Regions from separate parts of the Mus musculus genome. Here region 1 is linked to region 2. Evidence: chromatin loops called from intact Hi-C (ENCODE). Cell type or tissue: heart. All regions are shown on one strand. Links, peaks and the distances in the headings refer to the core of each region. The heading gives the core; the rest is flanking DNA. Region 1 holds the start of Mapkapk5 (MAP kinase-activated protein kinase 5). Region 2 overlaps Acad12 (acyl-Coenzyme A dehydrogenase family, member 12).

Evidence for each region. A loop is a pair of places that touch in the nucleus more often than their neighbours do. Peaks named below come from ENCODE experiments on the same cell type or tissue, not always from the same donor. Only the 100,000 strongest peaks of a DNase experiment are listed, where the experiment ranks them.
Region 1: it touches region 2 in a loop (4-fold over the local background); 19 of 42 quality-filtered maps call a loop at or near these places.

What each region holds. Positions count from the first base shown.
Region 1 is chr5:121,540,575-121,556,262 of GRCm38, forward strand. Mapkapk5 (MAP kinase-activated protein kinase 5) reads right to left here and starts at 5,318. Exons shown (of 14, transcript NM_010765.2): 1 at 4,591-5,318; 2 at 1. The coding sequence starts at 4,626. In heart, for the core only: a CTCF peak has its summit at 6,128 (motif pointing right); DNase peaks (open chromatin) are centred at 4,757, 5,427 and 6,117; H3K4me3 peaks cover 2,717 bases; H3K27ac peaks cover 2,414 bases.
Region 2 is chr5:121,594,861-121,610,548 of GRCm38, forward strand. Acad12 (acyl-Coenzyme A dehydrogenase family, member 12) reads right to left here. Exons shown (of 11, transcript NM_178799.3): 3 at 14,906-15,306; 4 at 13,036-13,176; 5 at 12,500-12,637; 6 at 12,303-12,393; 7 at 10,683-10,841; 8 at 9,394-9,566; 9 at 5,029-5,172; 10 at 4,335-4,412; 11 at 3,421-4,102. The coding sequence ends at 3,947. Among named protein-coding and RNA genes, the nearest start is that of Aldh2, 8.9 kb to the left of the region's middle. In heart, for the core only: a CTCF peak has its summit at 7,276 (motif pointing left); DNase peaks (open chromatin) are centred at 4,151, 4,551, 6,861 and 7,231; H3K27ac peaks cover 354 bases.

The DNA of each region.
Region 1 (15,688 bases), core at 3,037-11,036, 54 kb before region 2:
CCTATTAAAAAGAAGAAAATGAATAGGAGGGGCAGAGATAACTGTACTGTTAAGCTAGATTATTAGGCAGAGGCAGGACAGCCATGGGTCAGTACCTTCCCTCCTAAGGCAGTCTGCAGGCTTTATAATCGTACACTTGTCTACACGACTGCCATTGCCTCCCAACCACTACCTCCCAATAACATAGGTTCGAGAATAAAGGGAAACTGGATAAGTTACCCGCCTGAGTGGTCTATTTAAGTAGACAAATGATGCTTTATAGACAGTGTATGGGACAGACATTAGGACTTTAAACAAGTGGCAGAACATGTCTTCACTACAAACGACAATCGAGTGTAATTTCTGAGAGTCCAGAAACTGTGTCAGTTATCTGTAGAAGCTTACATCCTTCAAACTGTTCAATGTGTATGGATGGGAGAGTGTGGTGCTTGGCCCGGGGAGTGGCACTATTAGGAGATATGGCCTTTTTAGGGGAACTGTCACTGTAGGGGTTGGCTTTGAAACCCTCCTCCTAGCTGCTTGGTAACAGTCTGCTCCTGGTTTCCTTTGGATTAAGATGTAGAACTCTCACATCCTCCAGCACTATGCCTGCCTGGACGCTACCTTACTTCCGGCCATGATGATAATGGACTGAACCTCAGAACCTGTAAGCCAGCCCCAACTAAATGTTGTCCTTTTAAGAGTTGCCGTAGTCATGGTATCCCTTCACAGCAATGAAACCCTAAGACAGGAGGAGAGTGAACTCTCAGGCCTAATCTTTTACCAAGCTAAGAATGATAGTTTGGGCTGGCAAGATTGCTCAGCAGGTAAGAGCACTGACTGCTCTTTCCATGGTCCTGATTTCAAATCAGAGCAACCACATGGTGGCTCACAATCACCGGTAATGAGATTTGACTCCCTCTTCTGGTGCATCTGAAGACAGCTACTGTGTACTTATGTATAATAAATAATAAATCTTTGGGCCGGATCGAGCAGGGACTGAGCGAGTGGACTGACCGGAGCGAGCAAAGGCCCTAAAACTTCAATTCCCAACAAGCACATGAAGGCTCACAACTATCTGTACAGCTACAATGTACTCACACATATAAAATAAATAAATAAATCTTTAAAAAAATGATAGTCTACTTGACAGCAGAGAGTATTCCATCCACATTAGAGATTGGGGTTCAGACACTTGCTTTCACAGAAGGAAGAATGGCATTTTTAGACCCATTCTAGACCACGTGTCCTCGGTAACAACCCACTACAACCACCTGAGAATGTTTAAATTAAAAACAACCCAATGGGGGCTGGAGTGATGGCTCAAAGGTTAAGAGCACTGACTGCTCTTCCAAAGGTCCTGAGTTCAAATCCCAGCAACCACATGGTGGCTCACAACCATCTGTAGTGAGATGTAATGAGATCTGATGTTCTCTTCTAGGGTGTCTGAAGACAGCTACAGTGTACTTAAATATAATAAATAAATAAATTTAAAAACAAACAAACAAACCCAACGTCCAGGATGAAGTGGATCAAGTATTCATTCTCCACTCATCTTTACCTGGGTAAGCCATCAACATTCTCTGGGGCTCAATAACAAAACAGGGAATTCTCATAGTCATAGTGTGAAAGGCAGGCAACTGCTTTCCATAAATATATTTAAAGCTAGACAAAAATGTCAAAAAACAACAAGACTGTCAGCCATGAGGGTTCTCTGCTCTCCTTCCAGCACACAAGAGGCAGAGGCAGGCAGACTTCTCTGAATTCAAGGCAACCGAATCTACATGGGTCCCAGACCAGGCAGAGCTACACAGTGAGACAGTGTCAATTGTCAAACAGTATAAACAAACTGAGAACTGTCTGTTTTTTATACCCACTAGAAGTGAGGTCAAAAGCCAGCACACAGCCTGGCTCCTCCAGCTTCCATCCTCCATCCAACCCCCCCAAAACAGTTAGTGGGGTTGTTTGGGGTCGTTTTAGAATACAGGGAGCTTTAAACTCCCAGAGCTTGTGTGAAAGGTAACAATGCTGGTGCTCTAGGGGGCAGGGAAGAAAAGGGGGGCAGGGCAGGTGAGACCAGGTAAATGTGTGAGAGAAGGGGCAGCTGTGCTGAGCTCAGAGAAGAGTCCTGGCCAGGAATGCAGACTATATGGGTTTAGAGGGCAAACTGCTACACAGAGCCATAGAATAAGGCCAAAGTGAGCTCTCCACAAAACTGATAAATGGACTGGAGAGAATGAGAAGCCAGGGAAAATCTAAGGCCAGAAGTGACTTTGCAAGTCAACTCCATTCAGAAAGGACTCCAGAACCACAGGGGTTGAATGGCAGGGGGTAAAAGCCTCAGGAGTTCAAATCACTGGATAGTCTCAGCCCACATCAGAAGCTAACTTACTCAGAGGCCAAGAACAACAGCCCTGATCTGACATTAGCATGCACAAGGAAAATAAACTTCCCTTTAATTCTAGGCAGCTACAAATACCGGGAAGAGTGAAAGTCCAGAGTTACTATGTTACCAAGTGTCCAATTTTTTAACAAAAATTATTAAATATATAAAACCCAACTTACCATCTTATGTGGTGATGGTGGTTTGAATAAGTAGCAATTATCTCTGAGCACTGGATACAAATTGATAGGCTTTGCAAAGATATGATGGATTCTGTTTTGTTTTTTTGAGACAAGTATCACTATGTAGTCCAGGCTGGCTTGTAACTCTCCTTGTAGACCAAGCTGGCCTTGAATTCACAGAGTTCCAGGCCTCTGCTTCCTAAGAGCTTAGCTTAATGGTGTGTTTCCCCTTGTCTTACCTATTTGATTTTAATTACGTGTGCGCTATGGAGGCAGAAGAAGGTGTCAGATCCCTTAGAGCTAGAGTTATAGACTACTGTGACTGTGAGCCACCTAGTGTGACCTCTAAGAACCAAACTGGAGCCCTCTACAAAAGCAATACATCCTCTTAATCACTGAGCCATCTCTCCAGCCCTCCCCAGAAAAAGTTCCGGTTTTTTGTTTCTTTTTTTTTTTTTTTTTTCTTTTTTTTTTTAAAGGATTCAGTATGCCCAAAAAGGATTCAGTAGCCAAGCTGAGTTGGATCCTTGGAACTCACATAATGGAAGGAGAACCAATTTCCATGTGTGTACATGCACTCATATACACACAAACACACAGACACTTAAAATGTATAATACATTTAAAGACTAAAAGAACAATATTGATACTGAGTCAAAACTAAGGACATTCCATTTCTTTTTTGTTTTGTTGATCTGTTTTTGTTATGGCAACTCACTGTGTTGCTTAGGCTAACCTTGAACTCCTGGCCTCAAGCACATGCCACCATAACCCAGCAAATATACATATTCTCAATGGTGAAACAAAATCAATGAAGACTAAATGTATGAAATTGTCAAATACACAGAAAAACATGAAGAATGTTGACACAAAACAAAGCTGTCACTTTAAATTTTAAAATACTCTAAACAAACTCTACTTTAGTAGGTGGTGGTGGCGGCGGCAAACACCTTTAATCCCAGCACTCAGGGAGGCAGAGGCAGGTGGATCTTTGAATTTGAGGCCAGCCTCAAACAGAAAATGAGTTCCAGGACAGCCAGGGCTACACAGAGAAACCCTGCCTCGAAAAAAACAAAACAAAACAAAACAAAAAACAGAAAAGAGTTTGTAGTTTCATGATGGCCTCTTTACTCTTTGTGGCCAAAGACAACCTTGAACTTTTTATTTCATTTTTTTTTTAATGTGTGTCTCCAAAGATGAGAGGGCAACTTGCCAGAGTTGGTGCTCTCCAGCCATGTGGGTCTAAGGATCTTACTCTGGTCACCAGGCTTGGACTGAGGCTCCTCTTCTGAGCCAGATATTAAATCACAGCATTGGCTGGGATCCTCAACTACTGATCCTCCCGCGTGTGTGTGTGTGGGGGGGGGGGTGACCCCTCCCCGTGCCAGTTTCATGCAGTGCAAGGGATCAAACCCAAGGGTTCATGCATGGTGAGTACTCTACCAGCTGGCTATATTCCCAGTCCCATTTGGGGTCGTTTTAGAATACGGGGCGCTTTAAACTCTTCAGAAATAAACTCTTGATTCTTGAGAGTAGACAAGAGAACAGAAGGAAATGAACGCACAGAGAAGGGAAAAGCCAAAGGGCAGGTTTTGGGCAAAGGTAAAGCAACTCCTGAAGTTGAAGGTCTCAAACAGGCTTGGTTCAGAGCCATCAGGAGGGGTCAGAGCCACTGCCAAGTGTCGCAGTGGGTCACCAAGATGCAAATGGACACAGTTGGAGGTGATGGAAACATGAGAGTCCTAAGAAGCCCTCTTATATCCCACTCATATGAAGTATCTCCACACTACTCAACTTCGTTCTAGCTGAGCACAAATTGCATCAACCAAGGAGGCTAGAGGGAATCGGAGACACCACCCTACACAAGCCAACACTCTGGGCCTTCAAATGCGGTCCCCTTCCCCGGGAGGCCGAAAACCGAACTTACTAGATGCTAGGAACTAGAACCTCTACCTCCCATTCAAATTCTCTCTATTTCCCAAGGCCCACGATGAGCGGAATCGCGGTTGTCGACAAAGCAGGGTACGGGTTGCATCTCCCGCTTACCTTGATGGCTTTCTCCATGTCGCTGTCCTCCGACATGCTCCGCTGGGCTCCCACAGCCCGAAGCGGCGGAGGCTGCGCGGCTGTCCCGTCCCCTGGCAGCCGAGGAAGCAAAGGGCTCGGAGCTCGGGGAGACGGGCAGCGCCCGCCCCTAGGGAGCGGAGGGGATGAAGGTCCGGGTGCCGGCTCGGCTTCCGCAGGCGGCTCTAAGCTGGTGGCGGCGGTGGCGGCGGCAGCGGCGGCGGCCCCTGGGGACAAGCCTTTGTGCTGGGCCCCGCGCAGCCGCTTCCCGGCCTCATCCCCGGCCGGGGAGGCAGGCTCCCGGGGCAGGGCGAGGCGGGGAGGGGCCCGGCCTGGAGCGCCGTGCGGGGCTTTGGCGGGGCCGCCGCTTAGGCCTGGGTTCGCCAGCTCCTGAGGAGAAGCCTGCGCCGCCGCCTCCGCCTTCCCCGCCGCCGCCGGCACCAGCACCGTAGCGAAGCCGAAGCCGAGCCCGCCGCCGCTGCCGCCGCCGCCGCCGCCGCCGCCGCCGCCGCTCCCACTGCCGCTCCAGCGCCACACATCGCCGGGACGCCTGCGCCGGGCAGCCCGCCGGCCGCCCGCCCGCGCCTCACCCTCTGCAGCTTCACGCCAGCCATGCTGCCGCGGGGCTCTGCGACCACCCAGCCCCGCGCGCCTCTCGCCGGCATCCGCCGGCCTTTCTGAGGCTTTCCCGAGCCGCGCGGTGGATGTGCAGGCGCCAGCCGGGTCGTCCCCGGGGCGCGCCGCACGCAGCACAGGCCCCCGGGCCTTCCACTGACGTGGCGCTGGGTGAATGACGTAAGACGGCGCGAGGCCTGGCCTGCCGAAAGAGAAGCGGAATGCAGGGAGGGCGCATGCGCGGGAGCCCGCTGCTGAGTGTCTTGTGTTTTGAGCGAAACCTGTGGATGCAGCCAAGGAGTTGGCTGGGAAGTGGGATGGTAACGTGGGACATACAGAAATCTGGCTGTGTGGGAACCAACCGGATCGTGCTCGTCCTGTCAGCTTAGCGGGGTCGGAGATGTTGCTGCCTGCTGCAGCCATCTCAGCATCCCGAGGATGCTAGAAGCGGGAAGGAGGGACAAACGAGTTCTTGGCTTCCATGCGGACGGTTTTAGGACTAGCCAGTTTATGAAGCAGAATTGAAGGTTTGGTTGATTGATTGATTGATTGATTGATTAATTGATTTTTCGAGACAGGGTTTCTCTGTGTAACCCTGGCTGTCCCGGAGCTCACTCTGTAGACCAGGCTGGCCTCGAACTCGGAAATCTGCCTGCCTCTGCCTCCCAAATGCTGGGATTAAAGGCGTGTGTCACCACCGCCCGGCTCTGAAGGTTTTATTAACGATTACTTAAATGGAAGCGTATCCCTGAGAGAGTCATAAGAGACGAGTACACAAAGTATACACAAAGGAGTTTAGTACACGTCCTTTCTGTTAGATTTCTGAGGCAGTTCAAAGGAACAGACAGGGAGCAAAAGAGAGATGGGAGCCTGACCTCTTAACAGTCAGGACTGTGATTACTGGTGCGCACAGCAGGGGGCACAGTCCTCCTCCTGGAAGTTGGACTCCTCTACCAGAGGAAAAAGCTGGCTTCGAGGAGCCTATATAGTAAGGGTGTTAAGAATGCAGAAATATGGGGGGAGAGGCCTCAGGCCACTTCCCATTTCGTTTTATGAAGTTATCTAAATCAATTTAGATATTAAAATCAAAACTTCCAAGTTTTGGCCAGCAGTAGCCTTTGTCCAATGTGCATGGAGGCTAGATTGGGACCAAGAGCTGAGCAAGTTAGTGTCTTGAGGTCTCCCCATAGAGAGCTCTTTTAGATTAGCCTTCAGCCAGGCTAATGGTATGTCCTTTGGAATGGACAGTTTGGAACCCATGGCAGGCGTGCAACCAAGGTAAAAACATGGGTTAAATTGAGTCACCCAGGGGTATCCCTCAGATTTTCGATTAACCAAATGTAATGAGCATATTTAAAAAAAAAAAAAGCCGGTAAACCTGAAAAAAATAGCTTAGTTAGGAACTCCACTACACCCAGTGCTGCACCTGATAACCAGAACCCAGTGACCCAAGATAACCAGACACAGCCCTAGAACCCCATGGCCTCCACTGGACAGTACCTAAACAGAGACAAGAGCAATGCTCTGCACATCTGGAGAGACCTTCATCGGCCCTGCAGCTGGACAGTCTTCCCCAGGATCCTGACCCTTGAATCAGAGGCCACTATTAGAGACTGCACCTGACCTTTTGCTAATATGTCATACAGGTGAGCAGCCTAATACAACATACCTTGCTATACCAACTACCTGTGTCTACATTCTTGCTCACAATAAACATGCTTCAAAAGGAGAGTGAGGGGCTGGAGAGATAGCTCAGAGGTTAAGAGCACTGACTGCTCTTGCAGAGGTCCTGAGTTCAATTCCCAGCAACCACATCATGGCTCACAACCATCTGTAATGGGATCTGATGCCCTCTTCTGGTGTGTCTGAAGATAGCTACAGTGTACTCGTATACATAAAATAAATAAATAAGTTAAAAAAAAAAAAAAAGGAGAGTGAGCAACCCCAGTCTCGCACATTCCCAGGGGTCAAGGTACGGGAAAAAGTACAGGAAAAGTTCCTAGAGCTTTCTGTCAACCAAGTCAAGCAGGCTGTATCAGTCAGGGTTCTCTAGAGTCACAGAACTTAGGGGCAGTCTCTATATAGTAAGGGAATTTGTTGATGACTTACAGTCTGCAGTCCAACCCCCAACAATGGTCAGCAGCAGCTGTGAATGGAAGTCCAAGGATCTAGCAGGTGCTTAGTCCCACAAGGCAAGCAGATGAAGAAGAAAGAGAGCGAGAGAGAATCCTCCTTCTTCCAATATCTTATGCAGGTCTCCAGTAGAAGGGGTGGCCCAGACTAAAGTTGTGTACCACCACACCTGGATCTGGGGCTTGCTTTGTCCCAGATGACCGTGAACTCAGAGACCTTGCCTTAGTCTCCTGGGTTTCATAGCCACTATGCCTCAAGATCTCCATGGCAAGGTCCAGGTCAGAAACTTGTATCTCCCAGCCTCAAGATCAGGATCACAGGTGAGCCCTCCAGTTCTGAATTGCAGTTCATTCACGCTGACAACCACGAATAGCCACTACACTGGCCAATGAAGAGTTCCCAGAACACCAGCAAATGATCCCACTGCCAGTGGAAAGCCACTGGAGCCTTTGAGCTAGTCTCAAAGATGTAACCAGGTTGCCTTGGAGTTAGGTCCCTCAGGTTACCTTGTCCGAATGCTTTGGCTGTGTTAGATACATGATCCGGTTGAATGGAGAGTTGGCCTCCTGTTAGGTTCAGACTGTGTCAGAGCAAGACTGAAAAATTAGAGAGACGCCTCAAAGAGATGTGGCCCTTACAGGCCACCCTAGGGCATAGGACCAGCAAGCTGAGGAGATCAAGGGAAGTTCATGAGGGTCCTTGCAGGTACTGCTGTTTGGGCTGGTTTGGGCTGTACTACAGAGCTCTGATGCTCCCATGACTACAGCTCTCACAGTTACCCTTTGCCAGCAGCTATAGGCTAACTGTCTCCCCACTGCACCACATATTAGCAAGGGAGGTATGTTTGTGGGAGGGTTCAGGTCACTAATGGAGCCTGGATTCCCTTTCTGAGTTTCTGTGCTGTGAAAGATAGATGAGAGATGACTCAGCGGTCAAGAGCACCATCTGCGCTTCCAGAGGTCCTGAGTTCAATTCCCAGCAACCACATAATGGCTCACAACCATCTGTCATGAGATCTGATGAGGTTCTGGTGTGTCTGAAGACAGTGACAGTGTACTCAAAAACAAAATTAAATAAATCTTTTTTTTTTTTTTAGAAATTCTGAGGTAGTTCAAAGGGACAGGAAGTGGGAAAGAGAGAGAAGCCTGACCTTCAAAAGATGGGATTGTATTTATTAGCAAGAGGCAGACTCTTCTGGTGGAAGAGGAAGAGGAAAGAGATGACTTTGACCCTTTACATGGGGTCTATGGGCATGTGGAAATGTTTGAAGACTGTTCCTTGCTACAGTCCCTGTCTCTCAGGATTGCCGCTAACCCCTAGAACAGAGTCCTTCTGCCACACCAGCTCATATAACATCCACTCTTCAAGATCCTGGCAGGACTTTGCCTGCGTTGCAAACAGCCAGGACACTGGGGAGTGGACTGCCCTTGGAGGGCAACCGGCACCTGTCCACTCCTATAGGATGATAGCCTGGTCTGACTTCTTCCATGCCAGCTACAGTCAGGCAACTGCTCTTCAGCCATCTCTGCCAAGGCAGCCTCCGTAGACTCCCTGCCCCTGCCCTCTCGTTCCAGCCATGGTTAAAATTACATACCCTCATCACCACTGAATTAACCTTGTCAACAGGACTGTCCTCCCGGTAATAGTAGACACTCCCCGTCTACTCCCCAGTTCATGTCACAGGGCCCTCTACTATCAAAGCCTTGGCTTTTCTTTTCTTCACATAAAGGCGTTCTACTCACAGGCCCTGCTCTGAGAACACCCCAGAAGCCTCTTCTGTTGTTGTTTTTCCAAAACAGGGTTTCTCTGTGTTGAGGGGACCAGACCCAACAGTCAAGTACTAAGGTAAGGCACAGATAGGTGATCCAGAGAATGGTGACCTCAGGCCATTAACTCTCTCTTACTGCTTTGGGGCTAGAGGCTAATGGCTTCTGGCAATTTAACTCTCTTGCTATTCTGGGCCAAAAACTGGCTTCTGGCAGCTAATTCCTGCTGATAGTAGCAGGGGATTAAGAAAAGAAACTTAGTTATTTCAGGCTCTTTAGTCTTTGACTCAGGGACCTCTCAGCTGGCCAGGTGAGAGGCTCTGAGTTCCTTAATGCTTTGTGAACCAGAGAGGAAAAAAAGAAAAACTCAGGCACACAAACACAGTGGAGGAAGCACAAAAGGTTTACACCACCACTTTGTGGTTCTTAGTTTTTATAATTGGTCACATGGTTTTCTAAGCATTTTTACATTCCATAAGTTCATAGTAAGTTTAAGGCAATAGTTCATGTCATGGGTCGATAAGGTTTAGGGAGTTACGGTAGAATTGTTTACACGTCTTTCCATTTAGACTAGTGCCTAACTGAACGTTCCTTATTTATTTTTTTAGCTCCACAAGTTCATTACAAGTTTAAGACAATAGTTTTTATGTCACAAGTTAGCACAGTTTTGTCAAGAGACAAATCATCTGTCTTGTGTCTTATTATTTTGAAGTCTCGTATAGATAGACCGACCAGTCCATTCTTTTTTTTACTGTCCTTGCACCTACAGTACTTTGCCCAATCCCTGTCTGGGAGCTTTCATTACCAGATAGTGACCTCATTCCTAACCTAGAAAGAATGTTTTCCTTGATCATAAATTTGTTCCAAGCCTGTTTTCTTTTCCTAGTTCTGTTAGCTCATGACACAAGAAGGTATACAGACCTCTATTTATGGCTTTTATTCTATAGGGGGGCTTGAGACTATTTATGTCCATTTAGGAGTTCTACAAAATCATTATCAGGAATTATGAAATCATCAACTCCTTTAAACAGCATATTGATTCAGTAGGAAATCTGCCCAACAGAGTAGATAAATACCCAGGAAATCATTAAGTTATGTAATAGTGGCGGGAAAAGCAGATCAGCAGCGAGAAGCAATCCTGGGATGAAGTCTCTGGGGACCTTGCCTCTCGGAGCACACCCTCTGTCGCCATGCACAATGGTGGGCCACCTCCAGAAAACTCACTTGTGTGTCATAGCCTTTCCTAGATGGCTTCTGACATGGTGCAGTTTCGGCTGTAGACCAAGCTGGCATCACACTCAGAGATCTGCCTGCCTCTGCCTAATGAGTGCTGGGATTAAAGGTGTGGAGCACCAGTGCCCAGCGGAAACCTCATCTTTTTAACTGCTCTTGAACAACTACATTTCTCCCAACGGCCCCCTGCCCTGACCCCCAGCTATCCTCTTCCCCTTCCCACTGTACTAGCACAGGATGTATCCAGTCTCAGTCCCTCTCCCTCAGTATGGGAATTGCCTTCCCAGCCCTCAGCTGGAGAAAAAGCAAACAGAAAGTAAATGCTTTCCTCTCCCCACTCTCCTCCATTCCTTTTTCTTTGTGGACTGTCAACTTATCTCCTGCTTATGAAGAGGCAAAAGGTAGCAAGAAAGATTCCATCTTTTTTTCTCTAAAGTCTATTTTAAGCTGCCGTCCTTGGGGAAACCTTGGGGAAAGCTGCTGTCTTCTGTCCTTGGAATGATGTGGCCCCCACCCTTGGGCTCTGGGAAAGAGACCACCAAGTTTTCCCAGCAGTCAAAAATAGACGTAACAGCTTACAACAAGAGGAAAAACTGATCCCGATAACACAATGAACTAATCATTCCCAGATCAAGATGCCCCCTCTTCAGATGTGTGGTCTCTCCTTGTTGTTTCAATAAACACTATCAGTTTGAAGGTTAACATTCTTTTACCCATTTACCCAATCATGTAAGGCAAAGGCTTGAAAGCCCCAGCTTGCAAATTTTCCCTATATAAACCCTAAGCTCCTAGAACTGAGTGTCATTTTCCCTGTTCACAGGGAGGGTTGTGACCGGAGTCTAAACTCAAAGACTCTCATGTGCTTACATCGGAGTTGTGGTCCCTGGTGGTCTCTTAGGGGGTCTCGCAAACTGGACATAACACTTGCCCACCAACTGGACAGGTACCTGTACCCTTGGTCACATCCACCCAGACGGTTCCAACGGACTGATACCTGTCTCCCCTCTACACAGTTTATCCAATATCATTGGGTTATCCAGATGATCACTCTTCTCAATGTTCTGAGGATGACTATAGGAGTAGACTAGAGTATGGGTAGCTTGTCTACCTCACTATTCTATTTCAGAGTGTTGTCAGAAGATCTTCCTGACTCTCTAAAGCAAAGTGACTTCCTGACTCCCCACAAATCTTGTCTGAATCCAGGACTCCCTTAGAGGCCTGGATCTCATCATGACAGAAAAGGGTGGCCTCTGCCTCATTCTACAGGAAGAATGCTGCTTCTATCATGATCAGTCAAACTAGAGTTAAAGCTAAAGGAGAGGCAAGAAAGACTCTTGTATAGCTCTATAGCTAGCCATCTTCCTGAAACTTCCCTGGCTCCTGCCACAAATAGGCTCTGCTGCTGTCATAAGTTTGTTCCTGGCCTCCGGGTCAGGCTTTTCTCTGTCTCTCTAACTACAGGAGCACATGCAGGCCTTCACCAACCACAAGGTGACGCGGGTGGGGTGTTCTTCATAACCAAAGGAGCTTGTTATTCCTAAGCCTCCCCTGCCCTCTGCTACATTCAAGGTCCATGGGAAATAGCCAGAGAAAACTGCCCCTATTTCTTCTGACTGAAAAGACAGGAATGACATAGCTTAACATCAGTGACACCATCTTCTCTCAGTCTGCTGACTGGGGTGCCTACAACATGGTAACAGGCCTCAATTCCTCAGATAGACAACCCTCTAGGAAACACAAAACCTACTGTCTTCCACACAACTTTGTGGGATTATATCTCTCGACATTATTTGGAAATGTCCCTCCTTGTAGTTGTGATGGTTTGATTAGGCTTGGCTCAGGGTGTGGCACTATCAGGAGGTGTGGCCTTGTTGGAGGAAGTGTGTCACTGTGGGGGTAGGCTTTGAAACCCTCTTCCTAGCTGCCTGGAAGTCAGTCTTCTCCTGGATGCCTTTGGATCAAGATGTAGAAATTTCAACTCCTTCTCCACCACCATGTCTGCCACCATGCTTCCTGCCATGATGATAATGGACTAAACCTCTGAACCTGTAAGGCAGCCCCAATGAAATGTTTGCTTGTGTAAGAGTTGTCTTGGTCATGGTGTCTCTTCATAGCAATGGAAACCCTAACTAAGTTATCAATCAGGGTCTGACCAGCTAACCTTAAGCTTACCCCTATCTCACCCCTAATAATGCTGCCTTCTGTGACTCTCTCTGGGGTCACTCTCTGTGCCTTCTGTGGATTTAATAAAAGCCTGCCAGTGCCTAGTTAGTTTCTCTGGGAATATTTTCTTTCAGGGGTATATTTTTTTTATATTTTCAGTGATGACTTGTAACCAGATCGACTCCCACAATTATCTTGCCCCCAAACGGAGTCCACTATATCCATTCCATGCATGCTTATATATAAAGACACACCTTTGGTTTGCCTTAAAACAAACCTCAAGGCATTAGGTCTAGCAGACCTTTGGTACACCTGCCAACTGACGTCTGGGCCCAGTACAAACTGGACAATGAAAACACATGGCCTGAACGTGATACTCTTGATTTTCAAGTTCTCATAGACTTGGACAGCTTTAGGAGACAGCATGATAAATGGCCTGAAGTTCCTGTGTACCAGCTTGCTTTACCTCTGAGGACATCCTTTCTGCCCAAAATGTTCCTTGTATTGTAATATCCAAAATAAATTCAAGATTACCCAGTACCTTCCCCCTTCAAAAGGACTTTCGAAATTGTACTAGCAGGACAAGTACAGAGTCAGATAAAAAGCTGGCTGACTAAACAAATATAGAAACATAGTTTGTTGTTTTGTTTTGTTTTGTTTTGGTCAAGACAGGGTTTCTCTGTGTAGCCCTGGCTGTCCTGGAACTCACTCTAGACCAGACTGGCCTCGAACTCAGAAATTTGCCTGCCTCTGCCTCCCAAGTGCTGGGATTAAAGGCGTGCGTCACCACTGCCCGGCAGAAACATAGTTTTAATGGTCAAAATTACTGAGCTTCCAAAACAAGATTAACAATTCCCCTACCATGCCTCACACTAAAAACCTCAAGGACAGACAAAATGAGAGTCACCCTATACAAATCAACCAATGTCTAAAAAGGTTATTGGCTACACCAATTAAAATAAGCCAAACTACCCTGGTGCCTATATCCAGCCCTTACAAAGGTATACAAAGTGTGTTCTTTCTTTGTTCTGGGTCTCTCCTCCAGCATGCATACTGAGAGGGGGTTCCCCAACATGTTGGATAAGCAAAATCTTCATGCATTTTTGCAACGATGGCGGTCTCTATGGTCTTTGTGGGTGAGGGTCTTTTGACAAGCTACAACAGTATCAACCTCTTCTCCTCGGATTCCCTCTTCCAACCCCCTGAACTGCCCAGTCCTCTTCCACTTTCTCTGACCCCACTTATGAACCCTCATCTTGTCCAATTTACTGACACCCAAACACACCCCAACTCCACCTACCTCACCCAGTATACCCCTAACCCACCTCCCTGTCACCGACTGCCTGACTGCCTCTCCCTGACTTCTCTGTCTCAGACTCCCACAGGTTTCTTCCTCCCTCCACCCCTCACAGACAACATCCTCCCCAGCCCACACGTTTACCCAGAGAGGTTGTAAGCGGAAGAATCCTATAAAAGCACACATCCTGTTCTGCCTTGTGGACAGGGGCCAGATCCAAACAACATGGAGATCTCTTTCCAAAAACCCTACAAAATATAGAAAAGAATTCCTCACCAAGGTTTATCACTTAACTGGGGAAATAGTTACAATATCCTCACCTCGACCCCGATCCCATTTTAAAAGGAAAGTATCTGGCCATAGGCTCAAGCCCATGCGGATTGTGGTGACAATGAACAAAATTCAGCCATCAGTCCAGTAGCAGACAAAGTGGTCCTTGCTGTCCAGCCTGACTGGACCTATCAATCTGATAACCCCTTGAAATACAAAGGCTCAATCCTGATAGCCTTCCAATAATACCCTGACAATCAGATTCTCATGAGTAACCAGTTTCCCCTCCAGTGACCTCTGCCCAATCAGTACCTTGCCTCTCATGACCCAGTTATCCAACTCCTGTCTCTCCTGCCCTGGAACAGGCATGTCAGGGGTATCCACCTCTACTGACTACTTTCAACAAACCCCAAAGGCCTCTTCCAACTCGCAAGCTAAGATAACAGCCTCCATCAATACTTTTCAAAGCCAAATAGATTCCCCTCAAAGGGGTCGCTCCAAAATAGCCTTCCCCTGGATCTCCAAGTGACAGAAAAAGGGAGAACATAGCTTTCTCCAAGAAGAGTGCTGCTTCTGTGTCAACCAACCAGGGACCCTCTGAGACATCCCCCAAAAAACTCAAAGCCTGGGCACCAGGATTACTCAAGTATTCAGAAACAAAAGAGCCTGGGCCATTTTAGGAAGTGTATAACTCCAATTCCAGGGGATCTAACACCCTCACACAGACATACATGCAGGCAATACACCAAATCACATAAAAAATTTAAAAGATCAAAAAAAATGTGTCCGGTGCACGCCTTTAATCCCAGCACCTGGGAGGCAGAGGCAGGACAGCCAGGGCTACACAGAGAAACCCTGTCTCAAGCCCCCCCAAGAGTAATTCATATTATGATTCATAGAAAGTAACAAAATTACAGCATAGTGAGGGCCCTAAAGCATTGGGGTGGTCCCCACAGCAAAGAGCTGCCTGCCTTGCAGCCAGTTTCTCAGCAAAAAACACAAACCAGAGGACTGGCAAAGACGACTTGTCAACAAAATTACCATGCCCCAGGATGGAGCATTGGCTGCTCCTGCAGAGGACCCAGGTCAGGTACCCAGCACTTACATCATATATACACTCATACATATTAAGAGTCCTTAAAAAACCTACTATACCTTGCAAAAATTATCCTTCAGAACCAAAAGAGAAATAACGGATTTCATAGGTGAGCAGAAGCTAAGGGAATTCTGCTAGGTCACTCCTATAAACACCCTTCAAGGGACAGCCAAGGAGCTCCACACTAGCAAGAGACAGATCATCAACCACTCTCAGGAAAACACACAAAAGTGAGAAACTCACTACAAGTCCCAGTATGCCACGGTTGGCACAGTGCCTGCCTAGGAGTCAATCCTCAGATTCAGGAAAACGAGATGTGATGCACATCTGCAACCCCAGCAATTTGGCTTTAAAAGGAGGATCAGAAAACCAAGGCCATCCTTGGCTACATGGTTTGAGACCAACCTGGGATACATGAAACTTTGTTTACAAAAATAATCAAGAAAATGTATACATTGTAAATACATATGCCCCTATGACGGAACCACTCAAATACAAATGGCATAT
Region 2 (15,688 bases), core at 2,516-10,515:
TCTTAACCTCTGAGCCATTTCTCCAGCCCTAGCATTCAGGAAGTAGAAGCAAGCAAATCTCTAGAAAGCTCGAGGCCAGCCTGGTGGTCTACATATGAGTTCCGGCTAGCCATCAATATATACATACATACATATATATATGTATATATATATATCCCTTCAAAAGTTTCACCTGCAGGGGCCCTCTGGGTGTGTTTGCTTGTTCTGCGTGGCAATTCGCCCTTGTGCAGAAGTAAACCATTTTGCCTTGCCAAATGTGGATCGTGAATCTCCACACCCATTTCCTGCAGGAAGGTGTCCCCATTCACTGTTTGTAAAAGGGCTACTTGCTGTCTCATTGACTACAGGCCCATTACCATTTAAAGAATTTTCTATGGGTGACATTTAGGTGGCTTCCAATCTTGGGGGACTACAAATAATGCCCCGGTTTGTAGAGCCACTAAGTCATGGGACATTTCCTAATTAAATACTGATAGTGCTATATACAGGCTCCTCCTCCATTTATGATTGGGTGTGGCCTTTAACTCTTCTCAGGTTGGAAGTATCACAAATCAAGAATGTGTTGAAAGTCTACTTTCGGGCTGAAGAGATGGCTCAGCTGTTAAGAGCACCGACTGCTTTTCCAGGGGTCCCCAGTTCAATTTTCAGCAACTACATGGTGGCTCAGAACCATCTGATGCCCTCTTCTGGTGTGCCTGAAGACAACGGCAGTGCACTCATATACATAAAATTAAAAAAAAAAAAACCTAAAACAAACAAAAAAAGACTTTTAAGAAAGTCTACTTTCTCGTGGTACCTGCCCTGTAACATCAGCATTCAGGAAGTGGAGTCAGGAGGATCAGGAGTTGAAGGTCAACCTGAGCTACATAAAGAGTTCTAGGCTAGTCTGGGCTACAGGAGACTCTATTTCAAACAAACAAATTACTTCCACACCCCTACCACAGAACACAGCTTATCTATTGTCACTGCCGTGCTGTAAATCCTACTTATCAAAAGTCAGTAAAAAGACTGGGTAGGATGGGACCCCAGTGTCGGACAGTGCCACCGCCCTATGGGAATCCATCCTGTTGCGTGCCAAGAGAAGCACAGGGAAGAAGAAGATAGTGCAGGTTGCTCAAAGTCACGTGTCCTTCCCCACTGGGTACCAGGACAGTTCCTGATGGACACAGGATGGTCGGATCTGAAGAAGCCAGGGGTGATCATCAGATCCTTCCCTTGTATCTTCTGAAGCCATGGTGTTCTCTCTCTCTCTCTCTTCTCTCTCTCTCTCTCTCTCTCTCTCTTCTCTCTCTCTCACACACACATCTATTCTTGTGGGAGACTCCACTGGGAGTCCATGGATGTTGGGGGAACTTTACCTTGAATGGATGGTAAACTTTTCTAAGAGGTTCCTCAGATCAATTCTCCTGATAAATGCAGGAGGAACTGAGAACGGGAAGCAGGAAACTCCGGACAGCTTCCCAGAGCCAGCAAGTGCAGTTTTGCCCAGCCAGGGTCACTTTTATTGTTACAGCTACTGTGTTATCAGCATCTCCAGTTCAACAGAGAAGTGCGCCTCTCAGGCAGCATGCTCACAGCTAAATGAAGCACAGCAGGGCTCTCTGTACTCAGAAAGCAGACTTCGGTGCGGGAACATTATGTACCTAACTATTCCCTGGAAACTGAGGCAGGTGGCGGGCACCCCTGTGTCCCTTCTGCTCTTTCTTGCATTTGTTGGCATCCCCAGTGTCCTTGAGAAATATCAACACTGGATGTCTGTGCACCCACGTCCCGAGCTCATTACATTCTCAATTCAAACCAACCCCAAGTGTGAAAAGTGAAGGAGTCGTGTGTGTGCACATGTGTGTGCACGTGCACAAGTGTCTTAGTCAGGGTTTTCATTCCTGCACAAAACATCATGATCAAGAAGCAAGTTGGGGAAGTAAGGGTTTATTCGGCTTACACTTCCACATTGCTGTTCATCACCAAGGAAGTCAGGACTGGAACTAAAACAGGTCAGGAAGCAGGAGCTGATGCAGGGGCCATGGAAGGATGTTACTGGCCTGCTTCCCCTGGCTTGCTCAGTTTTCCTTCTTATAGAACCCAGGACTACCAGTCCAGGGATGGTGCCACCCAAAATGGGCTCTCCCTGCTTGATCACTAATTGAGAAAATGTCTTACAGCTGGATCTCATGGAGGCATTTCCTCACCTGGAGCTCCTTTCTCTGTGATAACTCCAGCTCGTGTCAAGTTGACACACCAGACAGTACAGCAAGCATGAGTGTGTACGTGTGTGCGAATACGAGTGTGAGTGTCTCTGTTCACGTGTGTATAGAGGCCAGAGAATAACCTTAGGTATAATTCTTCAGGAGGTGACCACACCGATGGTTGAGATAGGACCTAGAACTAACTAAGCAGGCAAGGCTGGCTGGTCAGAGAGCCACCAGGACCCTCCTCTGATGGCTCTCCCATTGATCACAAGTACATGGCACACACACCCAGCTTTCCCACTCGGGTTCTGGATCACAATCTCAGGAGCTGACCCTTGGGGCAGTAAACACTTTCCCTGCCTAGCCTCCTCCCCAGCCCAGGGAGGGTCTTTTACATCCAAACTGGGAGTTAGACGGATGGCTCAGTGGTTAAGACTGGGTGCTTGCACTCAGCCTTGAAATAGCTGGTCTGAGACATTCTTAGGGCCACATGACATGTGATGTGATAACAACTTCCTTTTTTATAAACCCTTGTTTTTCTCTCAGGCCTGAAACAGAGGTGGGGCTCGGGTTGCTGGAATTTGCCAGTATGCAGGGGCTATGCTGCCATTGAGGGCTGGGGGCCTTCGTGGATCTTCCTGCAAGTGTGGTGGCACCTGTGTCCCCAGCCCATGGGGGTGGGGGGACCAGCACACCAGAGAAACCTACTTAGCAGCCTGTGGCCACTGTGCACTCTGCAATCCATGGCCCAGGCTGCAGCAGCGGGATAATTAGGAAAAGGCAGGTCCCCTGAGGTAAGTCTACAGTATAGCATGTGATGGTGTCTGTCAGACTAGCTGACCTGACCAGGACTGTGGCTGCACCTTAAGGTTGACTCCTCCCAGCTGTAACTTCATCGTTTTCTAGGATTGTGGTGCCCATGCTTCTCTGAGAAGTCAGACCTTGCCTAGGGGACCATCCCCCCATCCCGAGGGAGGGCACATTACTCTTCAAATCTCAGCGGCACCTTGCCTGTCACCCTCCATGCCCCAACACAACCAATAAGGCAGATGGCAGATCCTGACAGTGAATGGGGGTCTTCCTCAGATGACATGGCTCCTTTGGGGACGTTTCTGAACTGCTGCTGAGGTGTGAAGGAGACCTGTGGGATTATCATAGCCACAGCACCCATGTCCCGCAGGACCCCAGTATATAAGGCCAGCACTGGGAAAGCCATAGATGCCTGAGTCATGGAGCAGTGGGAAACTTTATCACCCATGTCCTCCATGTGACATAGGTGGGGCAGTGGGTATCTTTATCACCCATGTCCCTCATGTGACATAGGAAGTAGACAGATTCTTTGTGTCCCGAAAGGCCCTTTTACCACAGAGCATCTGAATCAGTATTCTGTGACGTGGGCACATCAGTGGTCACACAGTGGCTTCATCCCAGGGGCATTTGCTGTGCACCACGCCCCCTGCTTTCCTAGAAGCACAAAGGAGGAGCCTAATGGCCTCTGGAGACATCAGAGTCCAAGGTGCCCAGATTCCTACAGCCCAGAGGAAGGGGCGGGGGTCACAGGTCAAATCTGAAGAACTCAAGAACAGCTACCCAGGCACCCAAATCCCCTTCCTCCACGCCTAAAGCTTGAGCTCAGTCTCTCCAGAAACATCTTCTTGAAGAGACCCCAGGAGGCTCAGGTCACAGTGACTGTCGCAGACTGAGCTGCTGGATAGGATGTGAGGACCACACATTGCAGGCCATGCCAAACTCAGCATCTACACTCTGCGTGCTGCTGGCTCCTGCAGCCTGGACTGATTCTTCAGTTCCATCTTAGCCACCTTCAGCTGGTCATCACCTAAGCGCAGGGTTTGGGCCCAGCCAAAGAACTGAGCCAGGGGGTAGTCACTGCTGAGGCCCGCTGCTCCAAAGGCCTGGAAGACATGGGGTGGAAAACAGAAGAAAGCCGGAGTTCTAAGAGTGAATGCATGCTCAAAACAGCTGACAACAGCTGTCTCACTACTTGCAAGTAGAATGCACTGAACAAGGGACATACTGTTCCGGGAGGGCTGGGGTGGGAGCTGGGGAGCTTGAGGGGGAGGGGACTAGCTCAGTTTGGAAAAGAAGGTAGCAGGCACAGCGGGAGGCCAGTCCAGGGCTGCTCACCTGAATAGCGCGGTCAATTACTTGATTGGCCATGGAAGGGACGACCATTTTAATCATGGCCATCTCTAAAGCTGCAGCCTGCAGAGAAGGCAGAGGAAAGAAAAACAGGATGAGGAGCTAGGAGGACAACAGAAAGCCAAACTGACTGTCGGGGTGGATGCTGGATACAGTGCTGCGGGCAACTGGACCAAAGCTAGACCTGGGCATCCTCAGGCCGCCAGCAACAAGGGCATCAAAGAACCCGGGACAGAATACCTGGCTCCACTACCTGGTAGGGCAGCTCTTGCCTGGGTCTAGGACCCCTGCATAAGAGGCCGGATAGCACAGCAAGCCACATGCATCATGGCCACCCACCATAGGAAATGGGTAATGTTGCTATGGGAACAGGCTCCTGTGTAGGCTAATGCTGTATTTGGACCAGGTCTGCGGGGGTCCTTTCTCCCAGCTCTCCTCCTTCATCTACCTCCATGCACCAGCATGGTCCAGGGCTGACCACATGGTGGAAGTTCACCTCTCTCCTGGGGCCTTTTCTGGTTTGCAATAGATGACTGACCCTCTAGAGTTCAAACAGAACAGTAGCAGTCATCATTGTCCAAGAGCTGGCTGAGCCTTCCCACAGTTTGCCAAACAAGGAGAGACAGGTAGATTCCAGTGTCACCTCGGGGTGACCCCTGTCATCTCTGAAGCCTCCCACCTTATTTCCAGCCACATCCATGAGGTGAGCAGCTTTCAGCACCAGCAGCCGGGCCTGCTCGATCTCCACACGTGACCGGGCAATGTCTGCCAGGATGGTGCCCTGCTCCACAAGGGGCTTCCCGAAGGCCGTGCGGGACATCACCTACAGACACCAGAGGGACAGGGCTGAGAAGGGAGGCCTAGAGAGGCCCCGGGAGGCTCAGAGTAGATGACTGCAGAGGAGCCAGGTACACAGGACAAGAGAGAGCAGATGTGGGAACCGCCTGTCTGACAGACAGCTAACTGGGGTTGAGGGTCTGAGGTAGGCAATGCAGTGCTCACTACAGATGACACACCAATAGAGAATGTCCTGCAGAGGCTGATGGCTGATTACAGCTACAGTGATTCTGGAGAGCTGGGAATGGTACAGGCTCAGAGCCTTGAATCTTGGGCTGTCACTCACAGGACCTCAGTAACCATTTATTGCCCACTTCTGTCATGACAGCAAACCTTGTGACCGAGGGAAATCCGTCTGGAATGTGAAGATCGCTACCTTCCACCAACCCAAGAGCTGAGAAGGTTATCAGACAGTGCCAGAGACAGACAGCAGAGATGTCCCACGCACTCCGGTCAAGTCTGCTTGACAGGCTGAGAAGTCTGTAAGCACTCACGAGGAAAAGAGTTTCAAGGAAACTCACCTCCTGGAGCTTTGGCGTTCTCATTTACCCATATACTCATACCCTATCCCCGTGTTAGTCTGGTGTATGGAACTATGAGCTCTTTTTTAGTATTTTATTATAAATGCCTTTTAAGATTAAATTCTGATATAGTTAAGTCTCCCCAGTGTTCCAAGTTCCCAGAAGCCGACTAACTTGGATTCCGGCCCGGCCAGAATGCAAAAAGAAGTTATCTATTCAGTAACTAATTAAGCATTACAAAAGATGGAGCCAGTAGCTCAGAGCTGGTCTGCAGAGGATTTACTAAGGACAGTAGCAAATCTCACCCAAACAAGGGAATACCATGAAAGAGCCAGGGAATCCCACCGAGATAGAAATCTTCAGTACGGGCTGCATTGCATATTAGAAGCAAGTTGGTGAATTCTCCTGACAAATGGATTCTCCAGTTACTTAAAAGTTACACTCATATAAGAATTTAGCAGCCGGGCGTGGTGGCACACGCCTTTAATCCCTGCACTCGGGAGGCAGAGGCAGGTGGATTTCTGAGTTCGAGGCCAGCCTGGTCTACAGAGTGAGTTCCAGGACAGCCAGGGCTACACAGAGAAACCCTGTCTCAAAAAACAAACAAACAAACAAACAAACAAAAACAACAAAAAAGAATTTAGCAAGGCCTAGGAAATAGGGGGGTTGTGATACTGCATTATTCATGAGGCCTGCCAAGAGCCCCTGGTGCTTGCCTTCACAAGGTTCAAAGGTATAGCACTAGAGTGTGAAATCCTTGCCTGTCACTAAGCTGACCCTAGGCAGGACTGCTTTATCTTTACTGTAAACATTTACCTGGCTCCTGTAAATCCTTTTGAAGTCATTCCTTTGTTTTGTGTCAGGTAACTTCAATGTACCTTGCCTGCTGTGACGTCTGACCCCTTGTATTTTCTGTACTATATAAGATTGCTGTTCACTTTGTGAGAATACATTCAGATTCTACACAATCTCCTGTGTTGGTCTGTCTGTCACCCACCGACGCCTTGCTCACCTGCCCCAGAGACTCGTTCCACACAGACAAAGGGACCCAGAGGGTCTGCAGCAGAGATGTCTCTGCCTCGTTTGCTTGAAGCACCATCAACACAACTCAAAGTGTTCTATGACTTTCTCCTTTGTTGCTATACAAACTGCATGAAGGTGGGCGTGGCAGCACAGATGCTTAATCCCAAAGGTGGACCTCTATGAGGTCTATGCTGTGTGTTTGTGTGTGTGTCTATGTGTGTGTGTGTAAGAAAGAGATTCATAGTTAGATCGTGCCTTTCAAGAAAACAGAGCCAGGCAGTTGTGGCACATACCTTTCATCCTAGTGCTTGAGAGGCAGAGGCAGAGGCAGAGGCAGGGGGAATCTCTGTGAGTTTGAGGCCAGGCTGATTTACAAAGCAAGTTAGTTCCAGGACAGCCCAGTTCTTCTTCCACCCCTTTAATGAAGCCTTGGACTTGAAAATAGGAGAGACAGCCAGACACAGCTTCTGGCCAAGACCGCTCCCAGGGAGGCAGGAAGGAAGGACTGAGGGAACTCCACCAAGGTGCACATCGCCACCTGCTGGTGACTGCAAGCCTCACAGTCTGGAGTTCCAAGGGCAACAAGAGTCAAAAGCATTCGTGTTTTATTTATCTATCTCTAGGATATTAATTTTACAAAAATAATATATCTTGTGAGTGACTGTCAACTTTAATTCAAAATACAGGAAAAAATACCCAGTATCCCACCACCTACCTGATGATAGCATTTGCTTACTTCAAATAATTTTCAAAAGCTTCCAGGAGACCTGCTAAGACCTCACCTAAAGCTCACCACAAGAGGACTTAAGCCTTTGTTGGATGTTATTAAGGGAAATGCAAATTCACTGGTGAAAAACAAAAGCCTTTGCAGAAAGTAGAGGAAGCTTCTGTAATCAATTGTTATCAATTATAATCAATGGTAATCAAATATTAGCTGCATATTCTAGTTATTGTTACTCAATGTGCCCACAGCAATTCTTTGACAAAAGAGAATATTAATGTAGAATCATCTTTATTCATCTCCAAGTAACGTTTGGTTTTTTTTTTGTTTTTGTTTTGTTTTTTGGTGCACCACCACACCTGGCCCAAGTAAAGTTTTAACATCCTATTATGACGCTGTTGTGGTGTTAAAAAGGAATTGTAGGATAAAAACATGAAGGTTTTTTTTTTTTTTTAAAGTCTTAAAAACCTGCCTGTTCCTTGTTTTGAAGAGCAATTAAATTGGTTATTGCAGCCGGGTCTGGTGGCGCACACCTTTCACACCTTTGATCTAAGCACTCAGGAGGCAGAGGCAGGCGGATTTCTGAGTTCGAGGCCAGCCTGGTCTACAGAGTGAGTTCCAGGACAGCCAGGGCTACACAGAGAAACCCTGTCTCGAAAAACCAAAATAAAAAAAAAAAAAAAAAAAAAAAAGGAACTCCTCCTAGATTGCCTGGACAGGACCTCTTGAGGTGATGCTGTCCCGGATTTATATCCCAGGCAGATTATAAGCCTTATACAAGTATAAGCCTTATACAAGAACGATTGGCCACTTAACCTCCTTCTTTACATCATCAAAATAGTAATGGTGTGAGATAATGTGGTATTTTTGGAAAATTTGCATATCAAACTGTAAAGACTTGTTCTCAATGTCCTCAGTTTCTACCTGTTCCACACAATGGTGTTAATTCTAGAGGAATTAACTTATACTTAATCAATTATTGCAAATGGATATTCATATTTCTGATTTAAAAAAATAACATATGCACATATGACTATTGATACCTTTTCAGGCTTTCTAGTTGCTACTGCTCTGACAAGAGAAGCAAGGATAAATGTAACTAGTAATTTCCTATGTTAATTTTTTTTATGCTTTTTTTTTTTTGTTGTTGTTTTTTGTTTTTTTCAAGACAGGGTTCCTCTGTGTAGCCCTGGCTGTCCTGGAACTCACTCTGTAGACCAGGCTGGCCCTGGTTTCTCAGAGAGCTTCCTGTATTCTTTGATTTACACGCAGGGTTTACTCATCACCAGAATAAGTTTCCACCAAATTGTGTGCTGCTTATAGAAGCCTAAGACAAACTGTGAGCGAAGACTCCTGAAGTTTGAACCCACACCAGCTTGGTCACCCCTGACTGACCCTCCTGCAGATCCTCACTCTGCTGCCATGGTAGTAGCAGAGTCCCTAGCCTTTAAGGGGCTCATGGCCAATGACTTCTATTTGAGACAGTGTCATACTCTAGTCTGAAAGTTTCAGCAATCCTCCTGCCTCAGCTCACGAGTGCTAGAATTAAAGGCATAAGATACCATGCCTGGACATATTGACCAAGGAAGCTGTTATGCACAGGGTCAGTTGCTGTGACCCCAGGGGCACAAACAGGCCATGCATGATCTAACCTTCAGATGTGCTGGGAACAAATGGTTCCTGGCTGCCACAATCCTCTGGGGTTGAGAACCTTGCCCTCAGCCACCATAAAACCTGCTCTTGGCTTCTGGCCACCTAGACAGAGAGGTGCCCATCCCACTCTGGAAGCCAGCTGAAGCCATGTAAAGTACATGCAAAACAGAGATGCAGATTCCAGGCATGGACACTGCCCTGTGAGCTCTGTTCTCAGAGGAGACCAGTGGTTGGAATTCCTCAGCCAGCAACAGTGGGTTTGAGTCAATGTGGGTACAGGGGGGCTTACCCGTGTCTTCATGAGTGCCAGGGCCCTCTCTGAATACCCAATCAACCTCATGGAGTTATGAATCCGGGCACGCCCCAGCCTGCCCTGAGCGATCTCAAAGGCTCTGCCAGGGCCCAGAATTATGTTTTCCTTAGGCACACGCACGTCCTTGAACTGTACTTCAGCAAAGCCACCTGAAACATCAATATGCAGTTTCTTTGGATATCTGTATACCTTGCTTTGGTTAGGGCTATCTACAGGCACTGGCCTTAGGCTTCTAACTGGGTCACAGCTAAGGAGGGACAGTGGACCGAGAAATATAGAAAGGGAGTTGATGTCTACAGTAAAAACAAGTTATTTTATTTGTTTACTTGTTTGTTTGTTTCTCCCTTTTATTTTTCTTTCTTTTTTTTCTTTTTGGAGACAGGGTTTCTCTGTGTAGTTGAACTCAGAGACCTACCTAAATCTGCCTCCCAAGTTCTGGTATTAAAGGCATGTGCCATCACTACTTGTATATGATGTCAGCATATAGGCATGTTACATTAGGGAAAATCTGAAGAGAACTTTCAAGAGTCAGGTCTCTTCTACCATGTAGGTCCTGAGGATAGAACTCAGGGTGCCCAGCTTGCAGCAAGCATTTTTATCTACTGAGCCATGTCACTGGCCACAAATTATTGACTGATTTATTTTTACTTGTATTATGTGTTGGTTGTGTGTGTTTTGTGTGTGTGTGTGTGTGTGTGTGTGTGTGTGCATATGCCCAAGCATGCGCGAGGAGCTCAGAGGACAACCAGCAGAGCCAGCTAGTTTTCTCTACCATGTGGGTCCCAAGGAATCAGGCTTGGTGGACATACCCACTGAGCCATCTCACTGGGCTTGTGGCTAAAATAGGATGCAGGACAAAAGCCTTAGATGAGAAATGGTGCATCAGTCACCCGGAGATGGGCAGAAGTGTGGGTGTAAACGTTGTCAGTGGAGAGGTCCCTCCCTTCACACAGGTGAGGGAATCCCCCAGGGCCCTGGCCCACAGAAGACAAATCCAAGAGGATGCAGGCCTGGTGCCTCTGCCCGCCTGTCTCCTCTCACAGACTCCTGCTTATCTTCTGAGATCAGAAGGGTAAGGCAAGCAGAAACACCTACAGGCAGTCTGCTGGGCAGCCATGCTCCTTAGGAAATGAAAGTCTGGACTGGGCCTCATCAATACCTTCAGATCCTTGGCATGTGGCAAATTCTGAACAGAACCAGGGCTCCCCAAAGTGCTGTCAGGTATTAGAACCACACTCAGGGAGACTGACTCCGGGAGATCTAACCTGGAGGATCCTCCAAACCAAACACTGACAGAGGCCGGATGACTGTGATTCCTGGCGAGTCCATGGGAACCAAGAGCATAGATTGTTGCTGGTGCCTTGGGGCCTGTGGGTCTGTTTTTCCCATAAACACACAGAGTTTGCAGTGAGGATGCAGGATGCCTGTCAGGAAGAAGAGGGACAGAGCCTATCAGTGGATTCCAGGACTATGGAGCCTCTGACCACATGGAGCCCTGGCCTGTGAAAAGCAAACCTATGACCTGATAGATCTACAGGATCAGAGAGCCAAGTACAGGCCCCAGAACGGTGATCAATCCACAGAGTCAGAGATGCACATGGGGCCTTCAGACCAGACAAAACTTATCACAGGGAGATGGGAACCTACCACAGTCACGGTAGGAGCAATGTTTTAACTTTCATGTCTAAGTGTTTGTACATGTGTGTAATGCTCACAGAGGCCAGGAGAAGGTGTCAGATCTTCTGGAACCAGAGTCATAGATAGTTGTGAGCTGCACTGTGGGTGAGTGCTGCCAGTCTTCTGCCAAAGTACCCAGTGCCTTTAACTGCCTGGACCTCTGTCCATCTCCATGAGAAACCAAGTTTGAAAACTATCATGTTAGACTTAAAAAACAGAAACAAGATACCAAAGCAGGTGTTCACAGTGCCTCTGGAATTCTGAGCTCCACATGAGGTAGTGAGCCACATGGAGGATGTCCACCATGGAAGAGACAAAACAGCTCACAAATCCATCCCCAGGGGAGCAACCAAGATAGAACTGGCTACAAAAGCCTCCGAGGAGAGTGCGCCCTCTTGTGGACACTGGTGGTTGTACACTGAGGACAGAGGCCCTCCTGGAAATACCACATAGACCTCTGAACTGCTTCTCAGGCTTCCCTTCTGGTGTGTGCTTCAGAAAACTGCTTCAGACTCCAAGAGAGCTCTGTGCTTCCAGCAGGCCATTGTTGTGTTTTCTGGGAGGCCTGGAAGCTTCTCTGGCTGGCCTCTGTGAGAATAGAGTGTAACATGTAGTTTGGAGAGATGGCTCAGTGGTTAAGAGCACCTACTGCCCTTCTGAAGGTCCTGAGTTCAATTCCCAGCAACCACATGGTGGCTCACACCCATCCGTAATGAGATCTGACGCCCTCTTCTGGTGTGTCTGAAGACAGCTACAGAATATATACGTATAATAAATAAATCTTTAGGCAGGAGCAAGCAGGGACTGAGCAAGCAGAGTTGACTGGCATGAGCAGAAGTCCTAAAAAAAAACAACTCCCAACAACCATATGAAGTCTCACAAGCATCGGTTCAGCTACCATGTACCCCATATACATTAAATCAATCAATCAATCAATCAATCAATCAATCAATCTTGGGGAAAAAGTGTAACACGTACGCCGGACTGGGACACTGAGCAAATGGAGCGAGTGGTTCAGAATCCACTGTGATGGAGAGAGAGACTGGGGACACAGATCGAGATGGAACACGTGCCCAAAGGGCAAGGCACACAGCACACTTCTCTCTCTCTTTCTCTCTCTCTCTCTCTCTCTCTCTCTCTCTCTCTCTCTCTCTCTCTCTCTCGCCTGCTCGGTCCTCCCTTTTCTCAACATATTCCTCTCCAAGTACCTGAGGTCCACCACTTGTGACCATTTATGACATAGGAGTTATCTTCCTCTTTGATGGAAGCCTCGATGTTAGAGGCATCTGAGGAGGCCACCTAGACAAGGGAGAGCACATGCTGGTTAGAGATCCTAAGGACCTACATCACACAGGAGCAGACAGCAGCTGCAGGCCAGTCAAAGGCAAAGAAACAAACATGGTACCTTTCGATCAGTCATGGCGAAGCACGAATGGATCCTGCCCTCCAACAGTGGCACCAGCCAGCGGGCCTTCTGCTCCTCAGTGCCATACCGCACCAGGATCTCCATAGTCCCCATATCAGGGACAGAGCAATTAAATATCTGAGGAGAAGAAAATCATTTGTGTCCCCTATGTCTCCGACCTCTTAGAAGAGGCACATCTCTGACCCTCTGACAGACAACTCATGAAAGCGTTTCCTCTCCCCTCAGAAGGGCCAGACACACATTGAAGTTCGTTTTAAACCCCCCTCTCTGAGTTTAAGGACCCTGAACTAGAAGCCCCCACAGCCCACACCCCTAGGTGGCCCCTCTGAATGAATTCTCTATACAGGCTTTTGTCAGCTGCCTAAACTTGCCCGCCTTGCCCATAGGAGTTTCCAGCTGTGTGGCGCCCTGAGATGGACTTTCCACATGCAGTGGTTTCTGCTGGCCATGTGTGTGTGTGTTTGGGGGTGGGGGGGACATGTTCTCACAGGCTGAGGGAACTGTGAAGACTGTACCTCAGAAGCATACAGAGACATGCCCATCACTTCACACAGATGTGCATATTCCACGTTAGTCAGCCCTGCTCCGTACTTTTTCTCAGGATCAGTCTCCAAGGGTAGGAAAAGGTTCCAAAGTCCCTCAGCCTTGGCTTTCTCCTGTCAGGGGAAAAGGAGAGCAATAATCATTGAATCTTACCTTTAAAGTGTATCTATCTATCTATCTATCTATCTATCTATAGATAGATAGGTAGACAGACAGACAGACAGATATACATACACATATATTTTATATATACACATATATAATGTACGTTATATATATATATATATATATATGTATATATAAAGATATATATTCATGCAATAAAAATTTGGCCAGAAGTGGTATTATCCATCTTTAACCCCAGCACTTGGGAGGCAGAAGCATGTGGATCTCTGAGTTTGAGGCTAGCCTGGTCTACGAGTTGAATTTCAGGCCAGCTAGGGCTGCACAGAGAGATGCTGTCTCAAAAAAACAAAACGAAACAAACAAACAAACAAAACCAAAAAAACAAAATCTGGGTTGTAGTGGTGCACACCAGGCATGCAGAGGCAGGAGGCTCTCTGTGATTTCAAGCCTAATTTGTTCTACAAAGCAGATTCCAGGACAGCCAGGGATACACAGAAAAACCCTGTCTCAAAACAAACAAACAAACAAGGAAAATAACATATGTGTATGAATGTGAATGCAGGGCCCATGGAGGTGAGAGGTGTGGTATTGGAGTGTCGGGACCTAGAGTGATAGGCAGTCCTGTGTCTCCTGACATGGGTGCTGGGAACCGAACTTGCATCCCTACAATAGCAGAATGTTCTCTTAACCTTGAGTCATTTCTCTTGCTGAGATCAAATCTTATCCTGAGCAGTGGCGCACAAAGGGGGAGTGAAAGGTGTAGTCAGAGTCACAGCATATACACAAAGCAGTGCCAAGGCAGACCCACTGGCTGGACACAAACCTGCAGGCGTGGGTGGCATAATGAGAGAGAAGTAGCAAGGCCCATGTGAGTTCATTCCATGTCTCCATATCCAAGGCCCGATGCCTCGTCATGATTAACACTATTTCTGTGACAGTCAGGAATCCTATTGGGACCCAGCCAGCTCCTGAGAGGGACTTCTGAGACCTCTGAGGGCTGGCCCTGAGCAAGCCTCCTTTCCAGAGTTATTTACTCAACTAAATAGTGAACCTTCCTACTGATGTGGGCGGCACCAGCCCCTAGGCTAAAGGTCCATATGGAATAAATGGTGGAGAAAGGAAGGCCTCTGGTATAGGTTCACATGTCCCCTTCTGCCTCTGACTGTCACCCTGAGGTGAGCTGCCTTCCACAGGCTCCCTACCTGTGTTGTCCTGACTGACCACAGGCACTATAGACTGAAGGTGTGTGTCAGAATGGTGAGAGAACTGTCGCAGCCAAAGCAGGGTGAGGAGGACACTTTACAAATGTCCTGCTTTCTGCTTCTGATACCATCTCTAAAGAGAATTTGGCTACAGAATTCCCCTAATGTGGCTTGTTTCTGAACTCTGTGTGACAGATGTCCATTTGACCTGATGAGTCTCTCCAAGCCACAGGTCTTATTACTCGATCTTTAGACAGGGTCTCAAGTAGCTGGGGTCAGTGTGAACTTTTTACCCTCCCACCTCCTTTCCCAAGTATGGGGATCACAGAAGAACTTACCACTCCCCTTTCTCACCCCAGTCACACATGCCCCGCCCCACCCCCTGGTGACAGGATGAAACCTGATTAACCAGCAGCCTCCTCTCCCTAGTGATGGGATACCAAGAGGATTCCTGTCAGCCTCCTTGCCTCTGGCCTCAATGGCTAGGGCCAGTCACCCTGAAAGACTGGCTTACCTTGAGGTCTTCTATCAGCGGGGAAGGGCTCCACCTGTTGGCCGAGGCCTGGTGTCTCTGCAGCTCTGGCTCCAGGGGGTACACCTTCTGTTCTATAAACTGCACCAGCTGCTCATACAACTTTCTGACCGCAGGAGACAGGCCCTCTGGAGAGATGACCAGGCCTCCCTTTGCCTCATGAGAAGGGGAAGCAGCTGCTACAGTGCTGTGACCCCTCACACCCTTGGGAGTCCTCGGGGACCTCGGCCCCGCCCAGGCATGGTAGGATCTGCTCAGTGTTTTGGTGGCTGGCATCTCTTTGAAAACCCGGAACCCTTCTTTGGTGGCAAAATCCCAGGCCAGCTCAGCCATGGACTCAGTGAGCTTTCCACTTTGTTGGGCTGTTGCTGAGCTTGCCTGGCCTATGGAGAATGAAAGGAGAATGGATTATCCATAACCACCCTGGGGATGTGTGAGTCAGTGACATTGTCCACACTCTGAGGGCAGACACTACCACTGGCTGGACACTGGTCCCCACCAGGACCCTGGACCTCCAGGCAGCACTACGATCTGTATCTGAACTTGGTGGATGGGGAAACTGAGGCTAGAGAGGGTAGTAAGTCTCTAAGCCTGGGAACCAGAAATTGGAGGTTGGATGTCCCCTGCTACTTGGCCTTTCTTTTCCTAAAGAAACTAATTTAAGTTGTGGTGGCACACTCCTTTAATCCTAGCTGTTAGGAGGTGGTAGCAGGCAGATCTCTTGAGTTTGAGGGCAGGCTGGGACACAGCAATTCTAGGACAGCC